Regions from separate parts of the Homo sapiens genome. Here region 1 is linked to region 2. A link is an interaction called in ENCODE POLR2A ChIA-PET data of the cell type or tissue named here. Cell type or tissue: HepG2. All regions are shown on one strand. Region 1 overlaps NDUFC2-KCTD14 (NDUFC2-KCTD14 readthrough). Region 2 overlaps USP35 (ubiquitin specific peptidase 35).

Evidence for each region. Peaks named below come from ENCODE experiments on the same cell type or tissue, not always from the same donor. Only the 100,000 strongest peaks of a DNase experiment are listed, where the experiment ranks them.
Region 1: POLR2A ChIA-PET joins it to region 2 with 6 read pairs; 3 of 35 experiments call an interaction of 5 or more read pairs at or near these places.

What each region holds. Positions count from the first base shown.
Region 1 is chr11:78,066,665-78,070,664 of GRCh38, reverse strand. The region is part of intron 1 of NDUFC2-KCTD14 (NDUFC2-KCTD14 readthrough); the gene reads left to right. It overlaps THRSP (thyroid hormone responsive), which reads right to left. Exons shown (of 2, transcript NM_003251.4): 2 at 2,314-3,006. NDUFC2 (NADH:ubiquinone oxidoreductase subunit C2) reads left to right here. Exons shown (of 3, transcript NM_004549.6): 3 at 629-2,368. The coding sequence ends at 678. Among named protein-coding and RNA genes, the nearest start is that of THRSP, 4.8 kb to the right of the region's middle. In HepG2, no CTCF peak of the experiment used is centred here; no DNase peak of the experiment used is centred here.
Region 2 is chr11:78,200,640-78,204,639 of GRCh38, reverse strand. It overlaps USP35 (ubiquitin specific peptidase 35), which reads right to left. Exons shown (of 11, transcript NM_020798.4): 6 at 3,832-3,990. Among named protein-coding and RNA genes, the nearest start is that of USP35, 14 kb to the right of the region's middle. In HepG2, no CTCF peak of the experiment used is centred here; a DNase peak (open chromatin) is centred at 1,729.

The sequences.
Region 1 (4,000 bases), 130 kb after region 2:
CATTTGGTTGTCATCACAGATTCCTCCAAAGTTATTCTTCAGTCAATGAAAGAAAATCCTTCAGTGATTACCAAGCCATAGTCAAGGACAAGAAAATAAGGAAATTCTTAGGGGTTTGTCTTAGTCCGTTTGGCCTACTATAACAAAATGCCTTAAACTGGGTAATTAAAAAAAATTTTTTAACTTTGTTTTTCTTACCACCTGTATAATTGCAGAATAGACTGGGTAATATATAAGTAATAGAAATTTATTGCTTGCAATTCTGGAGGCTGGGAAGTCCAAGATCAGGGTACCAGCACAGTTGGTGTCTGCTGAGGGCCCACTCTGCTTCATAGATGATGCCATCTTGCTGTGTCCTCACATGGTAGAAGAGGCAAACAAGGTCCCCTAAGCCGATCCCCCTCATGAGGACAGAGCCTTTGTGACCTAATCACCTCCCAAAGTCCTAACCTCTTAATATCGTTATCTTGGGGGTTACATTTCAATTTATGAACTTTGGGGGGACATGAACATTCAGACCACAGCAGGATTTCAATCATAAGATTAGTGAGTGTTAATTTTCGTTTAGGAAATACAATTTTTAAAACATATTTTTAAAATAAATCTTTTATGATCTTTCCTTTTATAGATAAGAAAACATATGGTGAAATTTTTGAAAAATTCCATCCAATACGTTGAAGTCTTCAAAATGCTTGCTCCAGTTTCACTGATACCTGCTGTTTCTGAATTTGATGGAACATGTTTCTTATGACAGTTGAAGCTTATGCTAATCTGTATGTTGACACCTTGTAATTAAAATACGTACCATGAGTACTCTGACTCTTTATTGTTGTAAGAAAAATAGTTCATCATCAGAGAATGGTCAGTTTCCATTCACCCATCTGAAAGATTTTAAGATGAGGTTGAATTCTAGTTTAGAGTTAGCAGACTACCCAAATCTGGCCCACTGCCAATAAAGTCTCATTGGAACACAGCCATGCTCATTTGTTTACATGTTGTTTATGGCGACTGCCATGCTGCAAGAGCAGAATTGAGTAGTTGTGATAGAGACCTATGGCCTGCAAAGCCTAATTAATATGTAGCCCTTTCAGAAAAGGTTTGCCTGCCCCTGTCCTAGTGCAAAGTGAATTTAGAGTGAGCCAGATTATGGAGGATTCTGTGACTCTTGCCAAATAATTTTGACTTCATCCTGTAGGTATTAAGTCATTAAGGCGTTTTAAATCATACAGTCAGGTTTGTATTTCTGAGCTGTCTATAATGAATGATATAGAAGGTGGTTTCGAAGGAGGAGACTCCAGACAAGGAAAACAGAAATCTTATGTTGCCAAGTTGTCTTTGCTCTTAGGTGGGTTATCCTGGAGAAAATGGACTCAGGAGCTAATACTGTCTACAGTGGAGCTTGGTGCAATTAGAAGCAAAAGACTGTACCTAACTGGAATGAGGTTACTTTTTATGGCTTATCAAATGCTTGTCCTGGCCCGATGCAGTGGCTCATGCCTGTAATCCCAGCACTTTGAGAGGCTGAGGCAGGGCAGATTGCATGAGCCCAGGAGTTCGAGACCAACTTGGGCAACATGGTGAAACACTGTCTCTACATAAAATACAAAAATTAGCTGGGCGTGGTGGCACGTTCCTGCAATCCCAGCTACTCATAAGGCTGAGGTGGGAGGATCTATTGAGCCCTGGAATTCGAGGATGCAATTAATTGTGGTTGTGTCACAGTTCACTGCAGCCTGGGTGACACTCCAGCCTGGGTGACAAAGGAGACCCCGTCAAAAAAAAAAGTACTTGTCCCAAAAGTTTTTGTTTCCTAGCTTAGAATTTATAATCAGATTAGGTTTTGGAGATAAAGTATATGTGGTATTTTTTTTTTTTTTTTTGAGACGACAGTCTTGCTCTGTCATCAGGCTGGAGTGCAGTGGCGCAATTTCGGCTCACTGCAACCTCCACCTCCTGGGTTCAAGCAATTCTCCTGCCTCAGCCTCCCGAGTAGCTGGGACTACAGGTGCATGCCACGACGCCCAGCTGATTTTTGTGTTTTTAGTAGAGACGGGGTTTCACCATGTTGGCCAAGATGGTCTCAATCTCTTGACCTTGTGATCCACCTGCCTTGGCCTTCCAAAGTGTTGGAATTACAGGCGTGAGCCACCGCGCCTGGTCTATATGTGATTTCAAATTAGGTGGCCTTATAAATATAAGCAGATGGTTTCTGGGCAAAATCAAATGATTTCTGTCTCTATTTTCTTGAGTACCAATTGTAAAAACTGAAATTAGGTTGAGGAAAGTGCTTTAGAAATAATAAAGATGTACAAATACAAGGCTTTGGATTTTTTATTAGTTCTGCAATAAATAATAGGTTTATAGTTCACCTGTTGTTGATCTCATCAGTGGTCGCCAAGTAAGAGGGTGAATCACTCATCCCAAGAGACTCTGCTACCTCTTAGCTCTGGAGGGTAAAAAGCAAGGGCCAGAGCAAATACATTGGGGAGAGGGGGAGAAAAAAAAAATCAGGCTATTTTAATAGCCCTCACATGCCAAGTGCTTTTGATTCATCATGTTTAGTTTTCATAAGCTTGTGAGGTAGATAATATTATCCCCATTTTATAGATGAGGGAATTTAGGCTCCAATGGGTTAAATAACTTGTACAAGTACACATACTGAATGACTGCCATGAGGAGGGATGTGAATTTTGGTCACGTGCCAACACCTACACTCTTCCTACCATACCACACTGGACAGGTAATTGTCTAGTCCCTCCTGAACCACTGGTCACCTCCCCAAGCTGTTAAGAGGAGCGAGGGGAGCAGTGAATAGCAACAGACATTCTAAAGGTGAGCCAGTGACTGGAATCCAGGAATTGGTGCTCAGGAGGTAGAGAAGCATCCCGGAGAACTGAGCCGCCTTCACTTCTGGCTGCAGGTCTAGGCCTTTCTGCTCTCATCATTGGCTAGTGAACTGCTCCGCCGACCTCATCAAAGAGTCTGTCTTCTATCATGTGAAGGGATCTGTGGAGTGAAGAAATTTTTAAAAGGCCAAGTCAGTATCAATTCAAACAACCAAGATACTGTCACATGCCCATTGAAGCAGGAAGAACAATGCTGATGTTGCTGTTGGAAAACTGGCAGTGCCTCAGCACTGTAAGGAGAATCCTAGGTTGTCAGAGCTGGAATAACTCATTTGATTTCTCTGCTATATTTTACTAACAGGGAAACAGATACAGAAAGGTAAGATAAGTTGTCTAGGGCCGGGCGTGGTGGCTCACGCCTGTAATCCCAGCACTTTGGGAGGCCAAGGTGGGTGGATCATTTGAGGTCAGGAGTTCGAGATCAGCCTGGCCAACATGGTGAAACCCTGTCTCTACTAAAAGTACAAAAATTAGCCAGGCATGGTGGCGTGAGCCTGTAATCCCAGCTACTCGGGAGGCTGAGGCAGGAGACTTGCTTGAATCTGGGAGGCAGAGGTTGTAGTGAGCCAAGGTGGCGCCACTGCACTCCAGCCTGGGTGACAAGAGCAAGACTCCATCTCAAAAAAAAAAAAAAGGTTGGGTGCGGTGGCTCACGCCTGTAATCCCAGCACTTTGGGAAGCCGAGCGGGGAGGATCACAAGGTCAGGAGATTGAGACCATCTTGGCCAACATGGTGAAACCCCATCTCTACTAAAAATACAAAAAATTAGCTGGGTGTAGTGGCGTGCACCTGTAGTCCCAACTACTCGGGTGGCTGAGGCAGGAGAATTGCTTGAATCGGGAGGTGGAGGTTGCAGTGAGCTGAGATCGCGCCACTGCACTCCAGCCTGGCAATAGGGTGAGACTCCATCTCAAAAAAAAAGTTGTCTAGGATAATACAGAAGTCAATGGAAGAGCCAGAACAAGAGCCCAGATTTTTAACTGTTGCTATACCATATTGCCTCTGAATGAAAATCAGGTTAGGGTGTGTTGAAACGTTATGGCGTAGAGTTGCTGCTCTGGCCTTTGAAGCAACTGAGTGAGTCAGAGTGTGG
Region 2 (4,000 bases):
TGAATGAATAGAGGCAAAAAGGCAGACACAACCCCACATATCCGTGCACACGCAGAGAAGATGCAAAAATATCCATGCTAGGAACAAAATCAAATGCCATTATTCCCAAAGAAGGTAACTTTGTTCTCAGGAAAATAAAAACTTCAAAATAACTTAAGAACCTAATAATGTTACTAGAAACTGATGTGTGATGGCTCCCTTGGCAAGTATCACAGGTCCCAAAGAAACCGCCACAACCTGATACATCTGCCTAAGTCAGAGAACTTTCCAGAACTTATTTACAAAGGCATATGTACAAAAGGATGTACTCATAGAACCCATGCGAAATAATTTTATAAGCAGTAAAATCCTATAATTTGCTGCCTTGCCTCTCAAACTGGCTTGTACCAGGAGTGTTCGAAGCCACAGAACAAATGTGAAGCCATCTTTTCTAACATTCAAAGAAAAATAGGCCGGGCGCGGTGGCTCACGCCTGTAATCCCAGCACTTTGGGAGGCCGAGGCGGGCGGATCACGAGGTCAGGAGATCGAGACCATCCCGGCTAAAACGGTGAAACCCCGTCTCTACTAAAAATACAAAAAATTAGCCGGGCGTAGTGGCGGGCGCCTGTAGTCCCAGCTACTTGGGAGGCTGAGGCAGGAGAATGGCGTGAACCCGGGAGGCGGAGCTTGCAGTGAGCCGAGATCCCGCCACTGCACTCCAGCCTGGACGACAGAGCGAGACTCCGTCTCAAAAAAAAAAAAAAAAGAAAAGAAAAATATGGGCTGGGTACAGTGGCTCACACCTGTAATCCCAATACTTTGGGAAGTCGAGATGGCTGGATCACAAGATCAGAAGATCGAGACCATCCTGGCTAACACAGTGAAACCCCATCTCTACTAAAAATACGAAAAATTAGCCAGGCGTGGTGGCAGGCGCCTGTAGTCCCAGCTACTCAGGAGGCTGAGGCAAGAGAATGGCGTGAACCTGGGAGGCAGAGCTTGCAATGAGCCGAGATCACGCCACTGCACTCCAGCCTGGGCAACAGAGCAAGACTCTGTCTCAAAAAAAAAAAAATGTAATATTAAAACATGTAAACATGTTTATAATTACGACATACATACTTGAGTCTTTGAGATAAAGTGAGGTTGTAGACAAACTCAGAGCTCATGTCAGGCTACTTTGGGTGAGTTCCCCTCTCTGACGTCAAGTACTTGGGTGGAAACGTTCGAGAAGCCCAGATCTAGCCGAGTGGTGCAACCTAGTTTTCAAGGCACTGCTCTGCTGATTTTTCTGATCTCCCTTCCCCCTCACACATTACCACCAAACTAACCTCACATGTTCCCACTTCCATGCCTCCCCTCCGATGCATCCAGAGTGTCCTTTTTCAGTCCCCGTACAGTAAGATCAAACTCCTGTATCCCTTCTCTATGAAGCTTTCCAGGATCTTCTCAAGGCGCGGGGTTGAGAAGGCGGGGTCCTTGAGAAGGACTGTATCTGTATCATCTTATAAAGCCTAACTCCCTGCCCCTACTGGTACAGGTATGTGCAGACTCCCCTCATCCCCTGATCAGACAATCCATGGGCCCCTACTGTGCAAAGCCTGCATCTCACTCATCATGGGTTTTCCTCAGTGCCCGGGGCAGGGTCCCTCCTCTCTGCCTGCACCTTCATTACAGCATTCTCCTACAGTCCTGCTCAAACAATAACCCACTCATTTGCTCACAGACATCTACTAGGCACAAAGATCAAAAGGACAGGGTTCCTGCCCACAGAAGCTCACTGTTTCCTGTCTAGCAGGAAACAGACAGACCCAGCCACAGAATCTCCAAGCTTTCCTCCTACCTCCCTTTCGATGTAGAAACCCTTGGGCAACACACCTGACACAGGGAAGTCCTCCTCATCCACCTCCACTGTCGGGGGCTCATGACCTATCATGGCAGCCCCTTCCATTGTAAGGCAGCTTTGATTATCAAAAAGTTCTTTCTCGTGTTAAGTTTGAAAAACTGAGAAGATCCAAGTAAATAACGGAAGTTTTGTTTGTTGTATCTACCAACTGTCATTCATGCAGGATTGTTCCTTTGTGTGTTTTATAATTTTGGGACTATAAACTCATTTTCAGTAGAACTTTACCTTTATGGCCTGATTTATGTCTTTCTACCAGGTTACCCTTGGGTACTACAAGTTTATGACTATTTTTAATGTGGGGAAGGGCCACAACCCCCAAAATGATATGAATTTGAACCCCTAAATCCACATGAGAGCAGGCCACTGATTACATTTTTTTCCCCAATCCAGAGCCCAGACGAAGCCAGAAAAGTTTCCCTGATGTCTATTTAAAACCATGTGCATATTTTTTCCTAGACCATTCTTTTGCTAATGGTACAACCTTTCTTGGGTCCTGGCTTTTAGTCGGCTTCTTAGTGCTAACTCCCTGCTGGGGATAGGCCCAAAGTCTGACCTCCTGTCCCTACCAACTCAAGTCCCTTTGTGACTGAGATTGGCCATCTCAGCCACGCACTTGCCTCACTCCAGAGGAAAAAGAACATTGTTTCTCACCTACCACTCTGGAATTCAGTTATCTCTTCCTTTTTGGCCCCTGGGGACTCCCCCTTACTTTCTTGCAAGCTTAGCTATGTACTTAAAGTGATGTTTGTTATATTTTAACAAGCATTTCTAGCTGTTTTGTAGCAGGACACTTTTCAGGTTATCTCGTCTGCTGTGCTGCAGATGTAAAAGTCAGATCAAAGGTTCTGCAAGGGCCACCTACCTAGACCCCTTCACCCCACCCAACCTGCCTTCTCTATCAGGCAATGGGGAAGGCTCTGCCATCCAGACTCCAGCTACATGTCTCACTACCTCTGTGACTTTGCACAAGTCACCAAACTTCTCCAAGTCTCCTTTTCCTCATCTATGAGATTGAAATGAACCGTATCATCTTTGTAGGTTTCTTGTGAGCATCAGAAGACAAAACATACAGGAAAATAATCTCAAGTGTAGCAGTAGCCACAGATGTTAGTCACTGTCAGATCCTAGCAACCCGTCAAGCCCAGCTTGATGAGGCCTCTAAGAAACTCTTTCTTCTTAGAGGCCTCATCTGTCCTCTCTAACTGGAGAAGATCTTTCCTTCCTCTGGTTTCTCACTGCTCTCAAGCCAAACCTTGTAGACATTTTCAAAAGCTGCTCCGACCAGAGTTTCTCGTATCCAAGTCTGTCACCCTCACCAGGCTGCGATCCTCTCAATGGAGGAGACTCCGTTTGCTTCATGCCCATGCCCCCAGTTCCCAGCCTGGGCTTGGTGCAGAGCAGGACGTCAGTAAAGTCATGTGAACGACTGTAAATTATCCCTGGTCTGGAGTGCTCACAGTCTGGCAAGGGAGGCAGACAGACAGTGATAACATGTGACAGAGGGATGTACCAAGACTGTGGGAGCCCAGCGAGGCCCTAGCCCAGCCTGGTGGAGGGCATGGGAGTACTGAGAGTGATCAGGAAAGGCATCCTGAGGGAAGTAACACTAGAACAGAGACTTACAAGGTAAGCAGGAGCTGTCCAGGCAGAGCAGAGAAAGAGAACGTGTTTTAATTTCCATACTACACTGACAGAGAAGCGTTTATGGTTAGAAAGCACAGTGTGTGCAAAAGCCCAGAGCAGCCATGAGGCAGCCCAGCCTACTTGGGGAACGTGAGTGGCTCAGTGTGCTTGAGGCACATGATGGACCTGGGGAGGTGATGGGAGACAGCCAGGCACCAAATGACGGGGACTGCCACCAAGCTGTGGTATGGCCCGCTGGAAGGCCCACACTGGTACCTTTGTCAGAGTGGGGCAAGGCCCAAGTAGGGGACTGTCGCTCACCTTGATGGCCTCCATGACAGGCTCATACAGATCCGGGAAGCCCGGGAACCGGAACACCATGCAGTGGACCAGCTCCGCCAGCTGCTCCAGGCAGCTGGTCCCCGAGTTCGAGTCCTCCTTGACCAGAGAGGCCACCATGGGGGGGATGTGAGGGAGGAGCTGTGGGAGC